Linked DNA regions of Homo sapiens: region 2 is linked to region 1. Evidence: chromatin loops called from intact Hi-C (ENCODE). Cell type or tissue: heart left ventricle. All regions are shown on one strand. Links, peaks and the distances in the headings refer to the core of each region. The heading gives the core; the rest is flanking DNA. Region 1 holds the start of FRMD4A-AS2 (FRMD4A antisense RNA 2). Region 2 overlaps FRMD4A (FERM domain containing 4A).

The links. Hi-C counts contacts between places; a loop is a spot of excess contacts. Peaks named below come from ENCODE experiments on the same cell type or tissue, not always from the same donor. Only the 100,000 strongest peaks of a DNase experiment are listed, where the experiment ranks them.
Region 2: a loop joins it to region 1, with 1.8 times the contacts of the local background. A loop is called at or near these places in 2 of 110 quality-filtered maps.

The regions. Positions count from the first base shown.
Region 1 is chr10:13,985,951-13,997,625 of GRCh38, reverse strand. All of the region lies in intron 2 of FRMD4A (FERM domain containing 4A), which reads left to right. It overlaps FRMD4A-AS2 (FRMD4A antisense RNA 2), which reads right to left and starts at 6,046. Exons shown (of 3, transcript NR_199003.1): 1 at 5,634-6,046. In heart left ventricle, for the core only: no CTCF peak of the experiment used is centred there; DNase peaks (open chromatin) are centred at 6,533 and 7,017; H3K4me3 peaks cover 1,117 bases; H3K27ac peaks cover 3,021 bases.
Region 2 is chr10:13,810,980-13,822,654 of GRCh38, reverse strand. All of the region lies in intron 3 of FRMD4A (FERM domain containing 4A), which reads left to right. Among named protein-coding and RNA genes, the nearest start is that of FRMD4A-AS2, 170 kb to the left of the region's middle. In heart left ventricle, for the core only: no CTCF peak of the experiment used is centred there; a DNase peak (open chromatin) is centred at 5,804; H3K27ac peaks cover 415 bases.

The DNA of each region.
Region 1 (11,675 bases), core at 2,536-10,535:
AGAAAAGAAAAGAAAAGAATTGCCATGTGTTTCTAAGTACAGTACATGGATCAGATGCCTGGTCTCCACCTCAGACATCCTGAACCTAATGCTCATGGGCATATAACAGAGAAGACAGTTTGAGAAGCAGTGCCTTAATATATAGTGTTCCAGAAAAACAGGCACAGTGGGGTAGAGAAAAGAACACAGCAGAGGAAGTGATGAATAATGCAGATGGGAAAAGAGAGAAACTCTTAGAACAATTTTTACTCACCCTAAGGTCAGTCCTGGACACAGAGAGCAATTAGAGACCATGGTAGAGACTCTTGGGGTGAAGATTATTACAACTAAGGCCAAGAGTGAGTTTTCTCCCTATAGCACCAAAGAAACAGCATGTTCCTCTTTTAAATATCCCTCCCTTCAGCCACTATGTCAGAAAAATGGAGCTGCAATTGTCCCTTAGGTCTTTTCCAGCTTCCACAACCCATGCAAAAAAAAAGGCAAGAGAGAAGATGAAAGACCAATTTCAGTATCATCTATTGGTCACCTATGTCAAAAGCCAGCACTCTACCCCTAAGTCTTAGGTGTCCTAAGATCTAGCAGAGGGAAAACCTGTTTTGTTTTGTTTTGTTTTGTTTTGTTTTGTTTTGTTTTGTTTTGCCTCAATTTTTTTCAATGGCTTGATGTAATCATGGGTCAGGGCTTCATAACCCAGCTGAGTCCCAGAATAGATTTAGAAAGTATAATTTAGGCTGGAGCCAGCCATCAACTGCCCGAAATGAGCAAGTCCTAATTTGAACTCCGAATTTGGGGATCGACATCTATTCTGTAAAAGCAAATGGATTTGGATCAAATTGGAAGAAATCATTTCTAAGATCTCGTGGAGTTCTTGTAGAAGAAAATCCTGCTATTATCTGCCAATTAGGGTGAAGGAAAGTAAGTAACAGGTGCCAACACTAGGAAGGAAGTCTTCCGTGTAGATCCTATCCAGAGAAGGCTTTCTATGTGGGATTCACCCAGTTACATTATGCCTAGTTCCCCTTCACCAGCCCCTTTAATTTTCCTTTAAGTAAGATGGTACCCCTGACACATGAAATTCATACCACTGAAAGAGAAGTTTAAGAAGCAGACAAGTGGTACAGGAGCCCTCCCACGAGTCTGTGCCGATTCTTGTGAATTTGCCTATTTTGTTACCAAAGTGAAATTTATGTGCCTGGGTGTAGATGAGCAGAGTCATCAGGGCTCTGCAAAAGCTGTTCCTGTGCAGGGGCAGTGACAGCCTTGCTTTGTCACTGGCCTGGTGCATAGGTGCCGGGTCCACCCATGTAGGCAGCAGTGCAGGTGTCAGGTTCTGGAATCACTGTCATTAAGATGTGAATCCCATATGCTATGGTCTGAATGTTTTTGTTCCTCTGCAATTAATATATTGAAATCCTATCCCCTAAAGTAATGGCATTAAGAGATGGGGCCTTTGGGAGACAGTTAGTGCCCTTATAAAAGAGGCCCTCAAAAGCTCAGTAGTCCCTTCCACCATGTGAGGACACAGGAAGAAAGTTTTGCTTGTAAGCCAGAAAGTGAGTGCTCCCCAGGCACCGAATCTGCCTTAATATTAGACTTTCCAGCTTCCAGAACTATGAGCAATAAACTTCTGTTGTTTGTAAGCTCCCCAGTTTATGGGATTTGTTATAGCAGCATGGAGAGGCTAAGATGCCATCCTTAAAGGGAGGACGAGGAGAGGGCGCTTCCTCCCCTGCTGAGCCCCAGCTCTGGGTTGTCAGGTAGCAGAGCATTTAGGGAGAGGAGCTCATTAAGAAAAAAAAAAAAAAAGCAGTCTGGAAATGCATACGGGCACTTGTCGATTTGAAATCAACAACGTAGAATGGTGTGCTTATGTCAGCCTACTGGTCAACTTGGCTTCCTGAAGACCAATTGTCAACGAGCAGAACCTCAGCTCCCAAGGCCACATGCCGTGCCATTTGACATTACTCTCGGGGCAATACCTAGATCCTATGGCTTTTGGTTCAGCCATAGCGTCCATCTGCAGATCATCTTGTGTTTGTCTGAGACAGAGTCTTGCTCTGTTGCCCAGGCTGGAGTGCAGTGGCACAATCTCAGCTCACTGCAACCCCCACCTCCCACGTTCTAGTGATTCTTGTGCCTCAGCCTCCCAAGCAGCTGGGATTACAGGCATGCACCACCACACCTAGTTAATTTTTGTATTTTTAGTAGAGACAGGGTTTCATTATGTTGGCCAGGCTGGTCTCAAAACTCTTGGCCTCAAGCAATCCACCTGCCTAGGCCTCCCAAAGTGCTGGGATTACAGGTGTGATCCACCACGCCCAGCCCAGATCATCTTACTCGCCCTTTATTTCTAGTAGAATCTCTGGTTGGGTGTTCTGTGTTCTCCTTGATGGTATTAAACCAACATACCTAAGAGCAAACAAAAATATCTTCGGGACTCTGTGACTTCCTTTTTTCTTCTGTCAATGGCCTTAAGGTGGCATAAGAGAAACATGTCTCATGTATCTTAGAGTGGGGCCCATGCAGTACAAGAAAACTTCTGTCCTTAAGAGATCCAGTGGTCAGAAACTGGCTAGGTTTGAGAGTTGGTTTCTATCTCAGATGGTACACATAAGACCTAATCCTTTATCTTAACTCCTGTGGCTGCGCTCCTGTTCACTCTAGTCACCTGAGAAAATACAACCTCGTAGAGGCATTATAAACTCAAATATGTGTCAAAGCCAGGCAGGGAAGAAATGTAGCAGGAAAATACAGAAAGAGGCACATTGCAACCTGGAAAACTCCTGCCCCAGCAGGTGAGGCCAGCTACTACTCAGCTGTGCCACGGGAAAACCAGGGCCGGTGTTCCTGGATCTTCTAACTTTACAAAAGAAAATGTATGTATGCGTTGTTCTTATATTTAAGGAAAAAATACATATGTCTGTATGTGTGTATGTGAGAGAGGAACAGAGTGAGAGATATGAAATATCTCTATTTTTATAATCCAACTTTAAAGAATAACATTGCCTAAGATGCCAGTTTTCAATTTCTACAAGTAAAAGAGCACTGTCCTGAGGCAGGCAGATGATCTGAAGTCAGGAGTTTGAGACCAGCCTGACCAACATGGTGAAACCGTGTCTCTACGAAAGTACAAAACTTAGCTGGGCATTAGCCAGGCATGGTGGCTTACACCTGTAATCCCAGTACTTTGGGAGGCCGAGGCAGGCAGATCATGAGGTCGGGAGATCGAGACCATCCTGGCCAACATGGTGAAACCCCATCTCTACTAAAATACAAAAATTAGCTGAGTGTGGTGGGGCACGCCTGTAGTCCCAGCTACTCGGGAGGCTGAGGCAGGGGAATTGCTTGAACCCGGGAGGAAGAGATTGCAGTGAGCCAATATCACACCACTGCACTCCAGCCTGGTGACAGAATGAGACTGTCTCAAAAAAAAAAAAAAAAAAAAAAAAATTAGCTGGGCGTGGTGGCACACTCCTGTCATCCCAGCTACTCGGGAGGCTGAGACAGCAGAATCGCTGAACCCGGGAGGTGAAGGTTGCAGTGAGCCAAGATCGCATCACTGCACTCCAGCCTGGGCAACGAAGCAAGGCTCCATCTCAAAAAAAAAAAAAAGGACTGTCCCACCCTAAATATCTACATATTCTCCCCTGCCCCAGGCTTGATTTTCATAAAAAGGAAACATCTTGCTACAAAAAAAACTAATCTTAAAATAGATCCTCAGGCCCTCCAGCTGCAGCATAATCCTAGTGCTAAATCAGAATATATATTTTTTTAAAAAAAAAAAACCTATTCTGACAGGTCAAATGCAAATTTTAAAATATATTTGAATACATTGAATACACGTCCTCCAGCTAGAGGAAACAGGAAGATGACATCCTCTTTGCTGAGAACATGGTTTTATTACCTAGCAATAGGACAACAACTTCAGAAGCAACTGAACCTCTGGTCTAATTATTGCCTGATAGAACAACTTATTAATATCATCAGCAACATTTTTTTGTTTTGGGAAGATATTCTCCATTGATGGTGTTAAAACAGAACAAATCAAGCAATTTCAGCCAATAGAACAATCACCCTACCACCTAGAGGTATATTTTGCTAACTCAAATTTGCAGACCAGCAGTGTGTGGTCCTACTTAAAACTAGAGATTGCACAAGAGCCAAACAGAGGTTCTTTTATGATCAAGGTGGCTGACTGGTAACAGCTGGACTAAAACCTTTCAGTTCTAAATCATCTCTTTCATGCTAGATGGAGTGGAATTCTGGGGTCCCAGCCAAGTCCTTGAGCAAGAACTTGAATGGATTCACAGCTCCTTTTCTGATGGAAACGTTGGCTAAACCCTGAGGAACTCTGGATCTCACCACGATGTCAAATAGAATGATGTCCCTGCTGGGGGAGGAGGCAAGTCAGGCTTCTCCATTGTCCCTTCTAAACAGCAGCTCACACTTGTCACATCCACAGCAGAGATGCAACTCTTCAGTTTTAAACTCAGGATGTCCTCACTGTCTCTTGCCGGATAAGGCAACTTTGAATTCACTACCTTCTAGCACTTAGCCCAAAGTTTTGTAGGGACATAGGACACGCAAGAGAAGCAGATCAATGGATATGTTGGCTAGTCATTACTTTAATCTCTTTACACTAAATCCTTTTTTTTTTTTTTTTTTTTTTTTTTGAGACAGAGTCTCACTCTATTGCCCAGGCTGGAGTGCAATGGCACAATCTTGGCACACTGCAACCTCTGCCACCGGGGGTCAAGCGATCCTCCTGCCTCAGCCTCCCAAGTAGCTGGGATTACAGGCATGCGCCACCATGCCTGGCTAATTTTTGTATTTTTAGTAGAGACAGGGTTTCACCATTTGGTCAAGCTGGTCTTGAACTCCTGACCTCAGGTGATCCGCGTGTCTTGGCCTCCCAAAGTGCTGGGATTACAGGTGCGAGCCACCATGCCTGGCCTACACTAGATCTTTATTAAATTAAATAATCAAATATCAACATAGTTATGCTGTATTTTCTCAACTCCCTGCTGAAATTATTTTACAAAGTTAAGATTTAATTCCTCTCTATTGAGGGCTGATGTTTAGTGTCATTTTGTTTTGAATGAGCAGCAACCTATTCTTGGCCTGGACTGGGGCTGGCCATGTGACCCGAGACTTAGGCAGGACATGGAGGTGGGTGGGCAGGACCCAAGGCCAGGCATGGGAGTTTGCTGGGGTCAGTGAGCCTGCAAGCCAACCCACAGACAGGCTAAAGACTCATGAATCCGGTTAGATGTGTCAAATATAGCTGGAGAATCAAGAAACAGGTGGAGACCAGAGAAATCAGAGGAGAAGAAACCAATTTAAAGCAAAGGTAGAAGCAAGTGTTTGTAGAAACCCCTTGAACCACTGGCATAGCTCCAGGCATGTCTAGGCATAGCCTGGGCTATAGGCAGAGATGAGGTGGTTAGGATGGTATCTTAGTATCATCTTGCTGAGAAAGCCAGCAGAAGAAACATCTATAAGCACGCTTCTGAGGCTTTTTCAAAATGACCATTGAAGATCTTGTTCCTTATGTTATTCAGTGCTTTTTATATATTCCACTCCGTTAATTCCTTTTAGAAGATAATAAGAAGTATGTGATTCAATGTACTTACCTTTTTACCTTTGCTGCCAGGAAACTCAAGCTAAAGTTGAGGCACAACCTCAGTAACTTGCTCATTCTGGATGTCTTTTCATACTTTTAACTTATTGTTTTCTTCTTTTTTTCTATTTTAGATTACCCTTAATTTTCTAGTTTACCCTCATATTCCATGTAAATATGTGCACATATTTTGTGCCTTTGCCAAGCAGCATGGAATCCTATAACCTTCTCTTCTGTGTGTGTTACTTTCTGTAAGGGAAACCAACACAATGGAAACGTAGCCCATTGAGAGTAAAAAATAGAACAAAGTATGCTACTTCCCTTCTCTTGGCAGAACGCATTGTCCCAACAGGTGTATCAAAAATGCTTCAAGGTAAGCCAAGACATGGGAACATTGTGCTCTGAGCAAGGTGGTTCTTTTTTCCCAGAAGGGAATGAATTCATTTGGAATGTTAGGCCCTGACAGAACAGAGCCACTCCATTCCACTCCATTGTGTCCTGGGAGTACACAGGGACTTGGTGCAGCCCCTAGAGGCAGTGGCAGTTTACAGGCATTCCTGGGAAGAACAGAGGGGGTCCCGTTGGAGGAAAGCAGGTGCACACTGTCCTGAATCTCCGCGCCTGATGCCCACCTTCATACAAGCTGCAGCTATGCCTGGGGGATGACAGTTCTGCAGAGTCCAAACTCACAAGGATAAGGGCTGGAAAAGAGGCTTTGCTGGTTTTCTGTTCCCACCAGGATGTTGGAAGCCTCCTTTTTGTCCTTTTCACTCTACGCTTCTTTTTTCTTTTCCTTTCTAAATGTTGCTGTCAGTGTACTCAGCTGAATGCTATCAGATACACAAATAACAATAGCTTCCTGGGAACGATTTGCTGCTGTGGGTCATGGGCCAGTGCCAAGAAGCCCAGGCACGCCAAGCACAGTGTTTTAGGAAAACCGCGGCTTTCAGAGAGCAGCTTCAGGATAATTGTTCAATTCCATTAGGGATTCTGGCTCCGAATGCACCTCGGAACCTGGCCCCAGTGTCTCCTCCAGGGGAACTTAGAGGTCCCCCACTCCATACCTTGGCTGGCTTTCTTTTTGATTTGTTTAATTTTCAAGAACCATCATTACTGGAATCTCGTATCTGATTGCGGTGTTCATGGAAAGAAAAATGGGAACAAGGGCTGAGAGACAGTGAGGCTTCCAGGGTGATCAGGTTGACTCGCAGAGGGAGAAATAACAGATTCCCAAATGCGGATTCTGGCACTTACACGTTTCTGAGTTTCCGATCTGGAGATCGGAGAGGTCACCGTCCTAGGGCTTGTCAGCCTCGCCAGCCTGCTGGGGCTCCCATTGTTCTGCTCAGAGTCCGGGAAGCAGATCCTGCTCCCTGATGACAGCTTCAGGCCGAGATGTTCCTGCAATGGAAGGTTTCCCGGGCAGGCTTTGCTTCCATCCTGGAGAGAGTTAACCAGGTCAGCCAGGGTCAAGGAGCAGATATCAAGTTACATATTTTCCTCCCTCATTTCCTAGCACACTCCCAGACATGCTCCACAAGGAAGGCCAGGAAGGAAGCATACCCGCCCAACAGACAAGACAGGCCAGGACCCTGGAAAGAAGAGGAAGGCACGTCTCTGGGCCTTCTCAGTCCTTACTTCCTCCTCCCTCCTTGTCCCACATTCCCCTCTGGATGGGTCTCACTCTCCAAGAAAATGGCCAGGAGCAAATCCAGGCAGAGAGGGAAGTTACTGAGACCCAGAAGCACAGCCAAGAATAGAAAGTACCTTTAATGAGCTCTTTCTATGTGCTTAATCTATGCAGCTGTTTTCTCCTCTGATCCTCAGAGCAGCCCTTTGAGGTTGGCTCTTATTCCTAACCCCACTTTCTAGAATAGGAAAACAGAGAATAGAGAGAGATTAAGTCATTTGTCCAGGGTTACGCAGCCAGCAGTGGCAGATCCAGGGTTTGAACCCAGGTAGTCTGACTTCAGAAAACTCTCCAGAGCGAATCTAAATGGGGGTCTAACCTAGAGTGAGACCCTTGGAATCCAAGCTGCTGAGAAAAGTGTCCCTTTAGAAAGGAACTCTAGGTCTGGTTGCCAGATTCAGCAAATGAAAATACAGGATGCCCAGTTACATCAAATTTCAATAAACAATGAATCATTCTTTCATCTAAGCATGTTCCATGGAGTTTGTCTGAAATTCAAATGTAACTGGGTGTCCTGTATTTTATCTGGCAACTCTTAACTATAGGGCCACTCCCATCTCTCTGCCCTCTGTCTTGTCTTCCTCTCATCATCAATAGGCTGTCTCCCTGCTTCCATTTCCCCTCTGATGCCCATCTCTGGAACAACTGAGCTGTACCTGTCCATGTATTCTTATTTAAAATCAATTATTGGCTGGGCGCGTTGGCTCACGCCTCTAATCCCAGCACTTTGGGAGGCCAAGGTGGGTGGATCACGAGGTCAAGAGATTGAGATCTTCTTGGCCAACATGGTGAAACCCCATCTCTACTAAAAATACAAAAATTAGTTGGGCGTGGTGGGAGGCTGAGTCAGGAGAATCGCTTGAACCCGGGAGGCGGAAGTTGCAGTGAGCCAAGATGGCGCCACTACACTCCAGCCTGGCGACAGAGCGAGGCGCCGTCTCAAAAAAAAGAAAAAAAAATCAATTACTAATGATCATCTAATATCACCTGAGCATCCATAATATGCCAGGGCTTCTTTGTTCAGAAGAATCAACATGGTAGCCTCTGGGCTGGTAGGTGTTAGGGTGCAACATAATCAAAAACACCAGGACCCCTGATACCCACTCAGAAGCAGGAGCCACTACCGCTAAGACGCAGTGTGGGATGGGAGGTGCCACTAGGGGGCTGGAAGACTGAGACCCCCCTCACCCCTGGTCAACCAGAGCTCTGCTTCTAAGATATTTCTTATGTCCCCACCAAATATTTCATTTGGGAAAAGATTTCCATAATTGACAAAAAAAAAAAGTTACTGAAAATCACTGTCCTAAAGCACACCTTCTCAAGCGTCAGTTTATAATGGAATCATCTGGGGGTTTTACTAAATGCAGATGCAGTCTGCATTCCTCCAAGTTCCCGTGTAGTTGCTGAGGCTGGAGCCTATAAAGGGCATTTTGAGGTCGAGGATCTAAAGTATCCTCTCTGACGTCCATGCTCATAGGTTATTTTTCTTTTTCATCTTTGTTTCAGGTAGGTAGGTAGGTAGGTAGATAGATAGATAGACGGATGGATAGGCAGATAGATCTCTATAGAAATCTACATAGAGATCTCTCTGTTCATCCATCTATCTATCCATCCATCTGTTCAACTATAGAGACCTATCTATCTATCGATCTATCGGTATCTATCCATCGGTATCTATCCACCAATTCATCCATCCATGTACCCATCCATTCATCTATCTATGTATATATGTAGATATCTGTCTATCCATCCATCCATCCATTAATTATCTTTCCCACAGCTATTTTATGCAAACACTTAGACAAAATTAGTAGTGACTGTACAACCCACTCAAAGAGAAACAAAATCCTCCTGGTGGAGGTGATCATAAGAGAGAAAGGAAGGGACTAAACACATTGAAATGTCCCTGTCTGAAAGCATTCCTTTCTTGGGCACTGGGGATACTTAAAAATACAATCCACTCTAAAAGGATCTCTTCCTCTGTGACATCCTACCAAGGTCGAAGAGTCCACTATGAGAATTTCACATTTGCCAAATTGCGAAGTCCTACAGACCTGAGCAGTCCTGGGCCTTAAAAACTCTGTAACTCCTACATGACCAAATGGGAGTCTTTACGGTTGTGTATAATACTAAAGAAGTGTTCTGCATGGATACGAGGCATATTGTAGCCTTTAGATATGAAGTACATTATTTTCACTCCTCTGTTTTGTGTAACTATTAAATAAGTGGGCCTGAGACACTGCTTTTGCCTACTGTCTGATCAGATTTTTTTTATTTTCTAGCGTATATCAAATGTGCTTGTTTCTGTTAAATTGAGAGTCCCCTCTTTTAAAAAAGAAAAACTGAAGTGTTTATTTTTTGGCCACGATGACATTGAGTGCTCCTGGTTTGGAGTGATTTATTTTTTCTCTTCCTTTACAGCTGTGACCTAGTTAATTGTAGGTAGGAAGCAAACTCTGAAATCATTAGACCTTCTGCTTTGCTTAGAAATCTTGTTCTGTTAAATTGTACGATGTCCTCTTTAATAACAGGAAGTCAGGTCTCAGAATCAGCAACATTTGTGTTCTTTGTGCATCGAGTTAAAGAAAAGTAAGTGTGTCCCCTGCAGTTTCCTCGTGGTCGGGGAAGAGAGACGGATGAGTAAATGACCCATGGATGAGTCACTCATTTCTATAACGAGTCAAAATGCTCTGTTGGCCGCAGGTTGTAACCTCTGAATATTCTAGTCTCCCATCCAGAGACAAAGGAGGGAGTGATCAGGGTCTCAGCTTGGCTGCTTGGTTCCTGACGTTGGGCGAACTCAAGTACTGAAATATCACATCATTAAGAAATGACTTTAATGTAGAAATAAATGCATGTTACTAATATTCAGGCTTTTCAAGTCTGTAAGTGGGCCCTCATGGTGGAAGGAGACATCCTGTTACTTTAAACAAAATATTTCTTTTCACGATTTAACTTTTTCATGGGAGGGGTGGGAAAAAGTTGGGTGGAAGTTTCTTAAGAGTCGATTTTCCATTCTGCATATGGGGGAAGGATCGTTTATTAACTCCTTCCATGGGCCAGTTGCTCTGCTGGGGTTTCTATCCCACGATAGTTCAGAGGTAAAGTGGCAGATCTTTCGAAGCCATGTGAAAATATGAAGCTGTAAACATTAAGTACAGTGACGGACACAGCTTGCTTCTATTTCTCTCAATCACCCTAAGTCCAAGAACTAAGGTTGAGCTACGAGCCTAGATCTATGAGATCTGTGAGATCTGAGGGCCTAGATCTATGGCTCTCAAAGTGTAGTCACATAGCCAGAACATCAGCCTCTCCTGGTAACCTGTTTGAAATGCAAATTCCCAGGCCCTACAGACATGTTTTTCCATGCCCTGCAGGTGATTCTCATACAGGTATGAGAACCACTGACCGAAACCCTTAGGTTCCATTGTGAATTGAAGAACTCATCTGCAAGCCACCAAGACCTGGTGATCTAGGGGTCTACAGCAGTGGTTCTTCTCCTTGGCTGTACCCTAGAAACCCTGAGATGCTTCTCAAAAATAACAATACTGAGTCCCTCCCCCAGACCAATAAAATCAGAATCTCTAGGAGCGGGGTGCAGGGAAAAGCTTTTCTTTTTTTTTTTTCCTTATATTTATTTTATTTATTTATTTATTTTTATTATTATTGTTATACTTTAAGTTTTAGGGTACATGTGCACAATGTGCAGGTTAGTTACATATGTATACATGTGCCATGCTGGTGTGCTGCACCCATTAACTCGTCATTTAGCATTAGGTATATCTCCTAATGCTATCCCTCCCCCCTCCCCCCACCCCACAACAGTTCCCAGAGTGTGATGTTCCCCTTCCTGTGTCCATGTGTTCTCATTGTTCAATTCCCATCTATGAGTGAGAACATTTAGCGTTTGGTTTTTTGTCCTTGTGATAGTTTACTGAGAATGATGATTTCCAATTTCATCCATGTCCCTACAAAGGACATGAACTCATCATTTTTTATGGCTGCATAGTATTCCATGGTGTATATGTGCCACATTTTCTTAATCCAGTCTATCATTGTTGGACATTTGGGTTGGTTCCAAGTCTTTGCTATTGTGAATAGTGCCGCAATAAACATACTTTCTTAAAACTTCCCAGGGGACCCCCATGGGCAGCCAGGGCTGACACCCTGGGACCACAGGAAGGGAGGACCCAGGTGGGAGAGGGTTGCTGCCGTGGCTGTAATGTCTACGCCTGTGGAAGGGAGCCTGCAGTCATTGTGCAGAATCCAAGCAGCCCCTAGAAACTCTCAGTTCTAGACAAAAGAGATGACCAAAGCCACGGGTGGCTGCAGTGTCGGGACAGTGGGGCTGGGGAGGGGCTTCGT
Region 2 (11,675 bases), core at 2,446-10,445, 170 kb after region 1:
CTGGCTCTGTGCAGCACCGCAGTCTCTGCCTAGCAGATCTCTCCTTCAAACCAGCTCAAGAGGGTGTCCAGGTTCCATCCTGTCTCGTGGTAGAACAACTGCATATGCCACCCTTTATTCTGTCCCATTCTACCAATAGGAAACTTTCATTAGGCACCTACTGTGTGTCAGGGACTGTATTGGGGTGTAAGTCCACAAATGTCGATCAAATGTGATCCCTCCCTTCCAGGAACTTACTGTCTGGCAAAATTCTATTGCATTTAGAAAAGGTGGCTTGGCTTTTGACTTCAGGAGAGGCTGTTATTTGCTAGATCTGAACCCCAGAATTTAAAAGCAAGCAAAGCTTTGTTTAGGAGATCTATTGTACATCGTGGTTATTGTAGCTAATAACGATGTCTTCAATGCTTGAAAATTGCTGAGAGTAGTTTGGAAATGTTCTCGCTACAAAAATCGTAAGTATGATAGGTGATGGATATGTTTATTAGCTTGATGGGTCAGCCCACATGTGCATATACATGAAAACATCATGTTGTACATCACAAATAGATACATACATATAGATCTATGTGTGTACATATGTGTGTGTGTATGTATATATATATATATCGTTTCCATTTCTGTCAGTGACCACTTTTACCCCTTTCCTTGATGTACTTTGTTTCTTTCCTTCCTGCTTCGGATCTTCGAGACCTGCTCTGTCCCCTAAGTGTAACATTAGCGGGGGCAAAGGATGGAGGTGTGGCGGGCACTTCGGGGCCACCTCACCTATGCTGGTAACCAAGGTGCCCACCCTCGTCCTGGACAGGTTTCTGGCCTCCTCTAGGCTTTCCTTTCTGCTGCCGTCATGAAGTGGGCTGGGCAGATGGTCTCTCTGGCTCTTCCTATAATCCTGGGTGACCCATGCCCACCTGTGTGCCGCGGTTCAGTTCTCCCACTGATTCGCTGTGTGAATTTGGCGAGTTGCTTCTCTGGCTGTATCTCAGTTCCCTCTATCACATGGGGGCAATCCTGGTGTCTACTTCAGGTGTTTCTGGTTTCTAGGGCTGGCTGCATGAATTCATGTGAAGTAGCAGCTGCAGGCGGGGACAGGTGGGCAGTGTTGTTGGCAGCTTTGCTGTTCTGCTGCAGCGATGTGATGCCACTGTCACTCCTAGACTAGAGGTAAAGGATTTGTCTCATGTGCACGAATGGATCCCGGTTCAGGCTGGGCAGGGACCTCTGGGTAAAGAGATGCCACCTCTGGCAGGCGGGTCTCTGATCTTGGCTTCGGGGTCTCTCCTACCTGTTCTGGGTGCCTGAGAGCCAAGACAGTGCAACTCCATTGTTCTTCACACCCGTCTGCCTACAGGAAGTAGCCTCCCTGTGTCCCCTGCCACAGAACCCAGGGCTGTGCTGGAGAGGCAGGAAGGAAACCAGCCTTCCCAGCTAAGCAGCAGGGCGACAAGGAGGGGAGTCGCCGCCCAGACCTGCTGGCCACACAGTGGACAGAGCTGCACAGAGTCACCTCATGCACCCCCCGCAGCAGCTTCCCCTCCCCGGGAATAATGAGCAGCCGCTGAGCCATTGCTGGGCTCAGAGCCCCCATGGGGATGGAGAGGGACACACAGTGACAGCCCAGGCTTCAGACCCGGCAGCTTGCTCAGGCTCATTTATTCAAAGCTGCGCTCCTTCCCCTGCTCTTTCCCTCTGGGTTTTCCGAAAAGCTAACCCCGGCCCCTCCTGTCCAGAGAGATGGGGGCAGACGGGCCACGTTTCACAGTCACTCCCAGACAGCCCCTGTCTGCCATCCCACAGCTGCACCCACTCCTAAAGGGCAGGGAGCCACCCATCCAGCAGGTCCCGGGGTCCCGGGCAGAGTGGATGGGCAGGCAGTGCTGGGCACAGAGCGGCGGCTGTGGCTGTGCCATCCGGCCATGCGTGTCCAAACCCTGGCAGCTTAGCAGTCACTGGGGGCTCTGCAGTGACAAAGGGATTGTCAAAAAACACCCTTGGCGAAGAGCAGGAGCTGAGAGTGTCACTCTTCAGAGGAGACCGTGGTTCCTCCCAAAGCACAGATGGGAGTCACCTGATGGTTACTGCTTGTTTGCTGTTTGAATTTTTTTTTTTTTTTTGAGATACAATTAACTCAGAAGTGGCAACTCTTTTGACTTAGAATCTGTGAGATGCCCCAAGGGAATAGGTTAACAAGAAGAAGCTTAAGGGGCCTGCTTCACCATGGAGTGACCCAAGGTCGGCTGAGACCAAGGCCCGCCTGCCTTCCCAGCCCAGAGTGCCACAGGGACAGTGGAGAGAGAACACCAATGTCAATGCAGGCTTCGCACTGAGATCACTCATGTCACAACCAACCAGTGCTGAGTTCCCTTCAATTACACGGAAACGAGGTCTTCGGGGTTTCCATCTGAGGGTGTATGAGTTTCCTGTGTCTGCCATAACAAATAACCACAAACCTGATGGCTGGAAAATAACAGAAACTCACTCTCCCAAATTTCTGGAGGCAGCTGGAGGGGACAATCGCTTCCCCACCTCTTCCAGCTTCTAGTGACTGGGGTTCCTCGCCTGTGTCTTCATCACTCATCACTCAGGTCTCTGCCTCTGTCTTCTCTCCTGTATGTCTGTTTTTAAAAAACCCTCTGTATCTCTCTTATAAGGAGGCAATATATCCCAGGACCTTGGGAGGCCAAGGCAGGTGGATCCCTTGCGCTCAGGAGTTCGAGACCAGCCTGGCCAACATGTTGAAACGTCATCTCTACTAAAAACACAAAAAAATTAGCTGGGTGTGGTGGCACATGCCTATAATCCCAGCTACTTGGGTGGCTGAGGCATGAGAATTGCTTGAACCTGGGAGGTGGAGGTTGCAGTGAGCTGAGATCATGCCACTGCACTCCAGCCTGAGATCGTGCCACTGTACTCCAGCCCGCACTCCAGACCCCATCTCAGAAAAAAAAAAAAAAAAAAGGAGACAATATAATGGCACTTAGAGCCCACCAGGATTAGTTCCTCCTCCCAAGGATCACGTCTTTTGTGATGAAAGGTAATACTCACAGGTTCCAGTGACTGGGATGGGTACATATGTTTTTGGGGACCACCATTCAACCTGCTATAGAGTGTAACAAATCATGTCACACAAAGTTTACCACAACACAAGAGCACATGTGCCAAGTGTGACTAAGCTGCCTGTGTTGAGTGCTGTAGAAATCCAGAGGAGGGAGAGAGCATTTGTAGGCAGGATGGTCAGGGAGGGCTTCATGGAGGAAGTGGGCTTTGAGCAGGATAAAATTTAAATGGGAAGGGGGAGGGGGAGAATGGAATGTACAAAGATTTGGAAATAAAAATGAGATCAGTGTTTTCTTTAGTTCAATCAAATAGATTGAACAGAAATGGATATTTTTGTAGGGAACTGGGCAAAAGTGAGGTTGGATAGGTAAACTGGGGCTGGGTTCATAGGGTGGTCTTAAATACCAGGCTAGCATTTAGAACTTGATACTATATGGAGTGGGGATTTTGTTTTGTTTTGTTTTGTTTTGTTTGAGACAGAGTCTCACTCTGTCACCCAGGCTGGAGGGTAGTGGTGCGATCTCGGCTCACTGCAACCTCCATCTCCTAGGTTCAAGCGATTCTCGTGCCTCAGCCTCTCGAGTAGCTGGGATTACAGGCATGAGCCACCACGCCCAGCTAATTTTTTTGTATTTTTAGTAGAGACAGGGTTTCACCGTGTTGGCCAGGCTAGTCTCAAACTCCTGGCCTCAGGTGATCTGCCCACCTCGGCTTCCCAAAGTCCTGGGATTATAGGCGTGAGCCACCGTGCCTGGCCATACATGGAATTTTTTAAATAATTTATGATTAGGATCTGAAATAATGAATACAAGTAACGTTCCATGCCAGGCATATTCTAAGTACTTCATATAGATCAGACTAATTTATTTAATTCTCAAAACAGCCTTGTGACCTGGGTATAGTCATTATCCTCATTTAATAGCTGAGAGGAAACTGAGGCACAGAGAGGTTTAGTAACTTACCTGAAATTATATAAGAAAGACAGGATATATTAACTGACTAGATTCAAGAGATCATGAAGGATGCAGATGGTGTTCAAGTTTTTTCGAATGGGTGAATAACACTCTTAGGAAGGCAGGATCGTTTGTAGGAAAGGAAGAAGCTAAATTTAATAATAACATAAGGAATAAAGGCTGGGTGCATTGGGTCACACTTGTCATCCCAGCACTTTGGGAAGCCAAAGAAAAAGGGTCACTTGAGGCCAGGAGTTCAAGACCAGCCTGGGCAACATAGAAAGAATCCATCTTTACAAAAAAAAATTTTTTTTTAATTAGCCAGCCATGGTGGTACATACCTGTAGTCCCCCCCTACTCAGGAGACTGAAGCTGGAGGATCACTGATCCCAGGATTGGAGGCTGCAGTGAGATATTATGGCACCACTGCACTCCAGCCTGGGCAACAGAATAAGTCCCTGTATCTAAAAACAATAATAATAATAACATAAATAATGTCTTAGTATAGGAATTCTTTTTATGGTACAGTAGTCCATCATTGTACAGATGAGAAAACTGAGGCCCAGAGAGCTTGCGTAATTTGTCTAAGATCATCTATCTGGATAGACACATGTCAAGTTTAAGTTGGTGGCATAATATATAAGTGATGGTAAATACCAGGCTAGCATTTAGAGCTTGATACTGTATGTAGTATAGTATACTGTGGAATATAGTATTCTGTGAGGAATTGGTGAGGTGCCTGGGTGCTACCTCATCCTTGAATTCCTTTCCCCAGAATTTACCTGAAGGGCTCATGGAAGTCACCTGAAAGGATGTTGTCATGTGGGTGTGTGTATTAGTCTGTTCTCATGCTGCTAATAAAGACATACCTGAGACTGGGTAATTTATAAAGGAAAGAGGTTTAGTGAACTCACAGTTCCACATGGCCTCACAATCACGGCGGAAGGCAAAGGAGAAGCAAAGGCACATCTTACATGGCGGCAGGCAAGAGAGCTTGTGCAGGGGAACTCCCGTTTATAAAACCGTCAGATCTTGTGAGACTTATTCATTACCATCAGAATAGATGGGGGAACCACACCCATGATTCAGTTATCTCCACCTGGCCTCGCCCTTGACACCTGGGGATTATTACAATTCAAGGTGAGATTTGGATGGGGACACAGCCAAACCATATCAGTGTGCCTAGAGCGCTTTACAGCCCTGCAACACGTTAAGTGCTGTTTTGATCATTCTAGTTAGTCGTGTCCTGCCTGGAAGAAGCAGGCCAGGAAGTAGTCAGGACCTGATCTGGAACCCTGTAATATGCTGGGAACGTGAACAGTTCCCACTGGAATCATCCAGTGTTCTCAAGAACTCAGATCTGGGTCCTGGAGCCACAAAGCACTGACTGAGAGCTCCTCTCCTTTCTTCCCTAAGTATTTAGAACCAGTGCTTTCCTTTCCTTGCTAAAGCACATGGCTGAAGCCCAGGTTTCTAAGCCCAGTTGGTGTTGGAAAGACTGTCCTATTAGCTCTGTGAGTGGTGCCACTGAGAAGTATATGTTAAGGAGGGATGTTTGCAAGGAGGTTTTATTTGTCAGGTATCAGGAGAAATAAAAGCTAAGAGGGACAATGGAAAAAGATTTTGAGATACAAAAAGAAAAGAGAGAAACTATTTGATTGAACAAAGCTAATTATGGGCTAAGAGAAAGCCAGTCTTAGATGTAATGACCTCTTAGGGCCAGGACGGCTGATGGCCCACAAGAGGCTAATTCTGACAAACCCAGGGAGCACAGGCTGCCTTGCTCACGTGGCCTCTGGGCTCCTGCCCAGATTGTCCAATAGAATGCGATTGGGCTACTAGCTGCCTTTCTGGCCTTGCTCCCAGTCCGATCCCTGCAAAGCTCCACAAATGTTTACAGCACCAGTAATTGGCAAATTATACTCAGCGGGATTCTGTAAACATCCCTTCAAAGCACATAAGAGCAGATTGCTTTCTGCTTGCCCAGCAACTTTCTCTGAAGGAGTTTAAGAAACTTTCAGAACAATGTAGTATATTAATCACTGTCACATCAGCGGGGGATATTGTCTTCATTTGCAAGATCAGGAAATCAAGGAGCTGATGCCACAAATTGTTTTAAATCAACTGTACAGAAAATAAAAGACTCAGTGCCTGAATCAATCAGGATAGGCTAGGTTATGCTGCAATGACAAACAACCCCCAATGTCTCTGTGACTTAAACAGTGAAACAATGATGTGTATTTCTCACTCTCACTACATGCCCATCCATCAACTCTCACTCTCATTGACAGAGCAGCCACCTTCTGGGCTGTTGCCAGTCACCATGACAGCAGAAAAAATGTGTGTGGCTTTAAAAGCAGCTAAGAGTCAGGAGTTGTAACCTCAACATCTTCTGGGATCTATTTTCTCCCTCTTCACGGCCTTTACTTCTCCATTTGTAAATTGCAAGTAATAAATGTAGGCTTTTCTTCCTGGAAATTGATACATATGGTCTATAATAACTGTTGTGTAAAGTAATGGGACTGACCTTTTAAATTTTTTAACAAAAGATATAAATCCAGATAGGTACAATTGTTGAAAAAGTTTATTTGAAAAGATGAAGTTTGTTCCAGCCAGGCAGCTACTGCTCAGAGCCTTTTCCTTGACTTCAGTTTATGAGTCACCAAGAAAACTTGTTTTCTTATTGTAGTGTGACAGGCTAAATCAGAGAGACATATCACCATGGTAAGGCAAAAACTCAGTCTCCAGAAGGCTTCCATGGTGGTATCCATTACTCTGGTGAATTCTTCAGTGTGTTAAGCCATCTCTTTATTCTGCAGGCTCAGAAACCTGATTTTTCATTCTCAGGGGAAGACTCACATTAACCAGGTTGAAAGTACTGATGTATAAATCCATAATGTCAGTGCACTGGTTTCAAGTGAGTCATGTAGCCCTCACTCAGCCAGGGCCCTTGAGGCACGATCCTTAGGCTCTCACCCTGGAAGCAGGGTCAACAGAGGTAGAGTGGCAGAGGGATTACACATGTGGGCTTTGAAACTATCAGACCTCCTTTCCCCCTTTTTCCTTTTTTTTTAATTGTGTCAAAATACATGTAACATCAAACACCATTTTAACCATTTTCGTATGTGCAATTCAGTGGCATCAAATGCATACACAATGTCATGTAACAATCACTAATATTTCCAACACTTTTTCATCATCCAGTACAGAAATGCTGTAACCATTAAGCAATAACCCCCCATCTGCCACCACCTCAGCCCGTGACAACCTCTATTCTGTTGTCTCTATGAATTTGCCTGTTTAATTACCTCATCTAAGTGCAATCATACAATATTTGTCTTTTTGTGTCTGGCTTCTTTCACTTAGCATAATGTCTTCAGGTTCCATCCACGTCAGGATTTCATTCCTTTTTAGGGCGAAATAATATTCCATGCTGTGTATCTCAACCTTGTTTTGAATCCCAGCTTGGCTGTGAGACCCAGGACAGCCTGCCTGGTATCTCTCAGTCTCAGAATCTTCTTTGGCAAAAGAATGATAATCTCTATTCTGGATGATAATGAGTTCATATATGAGGGACATATCCAGGATGTAGGTGTTCCTTGGGAGGCATGGAATTAGGAGAGTTCAATGTAACATGATCAGCTAAAGTAACCCCAAGCCTCCATTTCTGCCACATAAAAGGCCTTACCACCCGGTAAGGGACCCAAATATTCAACACCTATTGGCTAAGATCACGTTTGCTTCCTGGGTTCATCTCCCTTCCCCAACTGCACCTCCCACCCTGCCTCCACTTACCCCCTTCCATTCAGGCCCAATCATTCTATGGAGTGATGAACATATGTTCTAGATAAACTATGCCAGCACTGGGAATCATTCTTTCTCTTTCTGGGCAAACTTATGTATCTCTGATCAAATCTGTTGAGATGTAGGCTTTAAAGTTTAGCTCTCTTTTTTTTCTCTCTCTCTTTCTTTCTCTTGCTCTCTGTTTCTGTCTCTCTTTCTTTCTTTCTTTTTTTTCTCTCTCTCTTTCCCTTTCTTTCTTTTTTTTTTTTTTTTTTTTTTTTTTTGAAACAGGGTCTCACTCTATCGCCCAGGCTGGAGTGCAGTGGCATGATCATAGCTCACTGCAGCCTCAATTTCCTGGACTCAAGCAATCCTCCGGTCTGAGCTTCCTGAATAGCTAGGACTAGTCCCAAGTGCATGCCATCATGCCTGGCTAATTTTTAAATTTTTTTTTGTAGAGATGGGGTCTTGCTATATCGCCTCTGGGCTTAAAGGATCCTCCTGCCTCAGCCTCCCAAAGTGCTGGGATTATAGGCAAGAGCCACTGTGCCCAGCCTTAAAGTTAAAATCTCAAAAAGAACAAAATCTTATTTTTATTGTTTTCAAGTTTGGACCAGACCTCTCACCATAATCCCCAAGAACCCACAATAATTACTTTGTAGTCACACTTCATTTTATGAAACTGGGTTGACCAGGCATAATCACCCATTCCTCCTCCTCTATCTCTGTTCACTAGACTTGACTTTAAGTGACTTTTGGCATTTGAAAAAAAAAATCAAATCCATTCTCGAGCACAGGAAGATTTATCACCAGTGAAAACGCGTTGACAAATCTGACACAAGCCTCAAGGGCAAACCCAAAAGATTATCAAAAATGTTTCAAGAAATAGCAAGCATCAGAGAAATACAGTGACTACTTTGAAAGCGGTAGCAATCATTTGGACAGGTAAATTATATCACAGACTGTCCCTAACCTATGATGGTCTGACTTATGATTTTTCTACTTTACACTGGTGCAAAAGCAATGTACTTTTAGTAGAAACTGTACTTCCAATTTTGAATGTTGATCTTTTCCCAGGCTAGCAGTACGCGGTACAATACGCTCTGGCAGCGCTGCTCAGCCATACAGTCACAAGAGTAAACAACTGATAGTCTACAGTGTACTGAATTCAATAAAGTACATGAGCCATTCAACACTCTATGATAAAACAGGCTTGACATTAGATGATTTTGCCCAACTGTAGGCCAGTGGCAGTGTTTAGAGCACCTTTAAGGTAGGCTAGGCTAAGCTGTGATGTTTGGTGGGTAAGGTGTATTAAATGTATTTTCGATTTACAATATTTTCAACTTCCAATGAGCTTACCACGATGTAGCCCCATCATAATTCGAGGAGCATATGTATATTGCAACTTATTTATTTTTATTTTGAGACAGTCTCGCTCTGTTGCCAAGGCTGGAGTGCAGTGACGTGATCTCTACTCACTGCAACCTCCACCTCCCAGGTTCAAGAGCTCTGCCTCAGCCTCCCGAGTAGCTGGAATTACAAGCACACGCCACCACGCCTGGCTAATTGTTTTATTTTTAGTAGAGACAAGGTTTTGCCATGTTGGCCAGGCTGGTCTCAAACTCCTGACCTCACGCAATCTGCCCACCTCGGCCTCCCAAAGTGTTGGGATTACAGGCGTGAGCCATGGCGCCCGGCCACTACCTTGCAATTTAAAAAGCAGCCACACTACCTCATAGTCACAAGTGATCCAGCAAAGCCTTTGTTATTGGGCAGCCGAATACTTCCTGGGGGTGGAGCTAGTGCTGGCCACAGCCCATGGCAAACACAGCATTTACCGGAAGCTTCAAGAGCACCCATCTTGCATTCTACTTCGTAATTCATCAGCGACCTTCTGAGATGTGCCACGTTTACTCCACTGCATTCTCGCAGAGTAGACGTTCCACCAGGAGTGAGGGAGGGTCTGACGTATCACCTTGAATTCCCTGTTGGTTATAGAGATTGCTTTTTCACTTTTTCAAAATTCAGTATGAATGGAAGTATAGACTATGAGGTGGTATTGATTTATCACGTTGGGTTCTCCTGTCCATTCCTGTCTGCTGGGGAGGAAGCTTCAAACCCATTCTTTCAGTTTAAGTGGTTTTCATCAGTGAATTGATGGTCATCTAGGCCCTGAGGCTGCCACCCAGGAGCCCAGGAGTGAGACAGAAAAGGGTGGAGCATCTTCTTTGGCTTTTTAAACTCAGCGCTAGCTCTTACTCCGTGTCCCTGTTAAAAGTCTAAGGTCCCTATGGGCCTGTGCTGCACCTTGCTTATTTTTCTGTCTCCTACAGCATGTGGGCAGTGCCCTGTACATAGTAGGCATTCAATAAATAAATGTCTGTTGTATTAAACAGTCATTTCAATATCAGGGTGCCAGCATGGTTAGCTCCTGGTGAGGGCCACCTTTGCATTTTGGCCCCACATGGCAGAGAGAGGAAGCAGGCTCTCTGGTGTCTCTTCTTATAAGGACACGAATCCCATCTTGGGGGCCCCACCCTCATAAACTCATTTAAACCTAATTGTCTCCCAAAGGTCCCATTTCCAAATACCACTGGATGTCAGAGCTTTAACGCATGCATTTTGGGGAGATATAATTCAGTCCATGGCAGTACCCAAAAAGTGAAATAAGAAACCAACTGTCGGCCAGGTGCAGTGGCTCATGCCTGTAATCCCAACACTGGGAGGCCGAGGCAGGCAGATCACGAGGTCAAGAGATCGAGACCATCCTGGACAACATGGTGAAACCCTGTCTCTACTAAAAATACAAAAATTCGTTGGGCATGGTGGCACGCACCTGTAGTCCCAGCTACTCGGGAGGCTGAGGCAAGAGAATCACTTGAACCCAGGAGGCAGAGGTTGCAATGAGCCAAGATCGCACTACTGCACACCAGCCTGGTGACAGAGCGAGACTCCATCTCAAAAAAAAAAAAAAAAACCAACAGATAATGAAATAACTTTCCTAATATCTGGTGAGTGTGCTTGGAATGGAGTAATTTTCATAGAGGCAATGTATTTTCAAATGCATGACCTGGAAGCTAGTTTAGAAATAACTCTTCTCTTCCGGCCCTGTTTCCGCATCAGACAGCCTTTCCTCCCTCCCCCACTTCAGTGCCTGGTGTTCTGTGGTCACTTCAGTAGTAACAGACCAAGGTGAATAACATGTTAACAATACAAACATCTACCATGACTTTATGCCTAACGCTCTGGTGTGCTTCTTTAGACTGGCAGATATCTTTTTTTTTTTTTTTGAGGCAGAGTCTCACTCTGTCACCCAGGCTGGAGTGCAGTGGCGTGATCTTGGCTCACTGCAACCTCTGCCTTGCAGTTTCAAGCGATTCTCCTTCCTCAGCCTCCCAAGTAGCTGGGATTACTAAAAATACAAAAATTAGCCAGGTGTGATGGCGCACGTCTGTAATCACAGCACTTTGGGAGGCTGAGGCAGGTGGATCACTTGAAGCCAGGAGTTAGAGACCAGCCTGGCCAACATGGTGAAACCCCATCTTTCCTAAAACCAAAAAAAAAAAAAAAAGCCATGCGTGGTGGCATATGCCTATAATCCCAGAGGCTGAGGCATGAGAATCGCTTGAACCCGGGAGGCAGAGGTTGCAGTGAGCGAAGATCATGCCACTGCACTCCAGCCTGGATGACAGAGCGAGACTCCATCTCAATTAAAAAAAAAAAAACCCTTCTAGGAAACAAAACAGAAGGTCTCTATCTGTTGATGACCCTTGACTTGGCTGTGTGCTCATCAGTGTCATTGTCTATTTGTTTGGGTTTATAAAAATCATTTGCTTCAAAATACTTGAGCTTTGTGACATTTCATTGAAAAAATTATGGAAA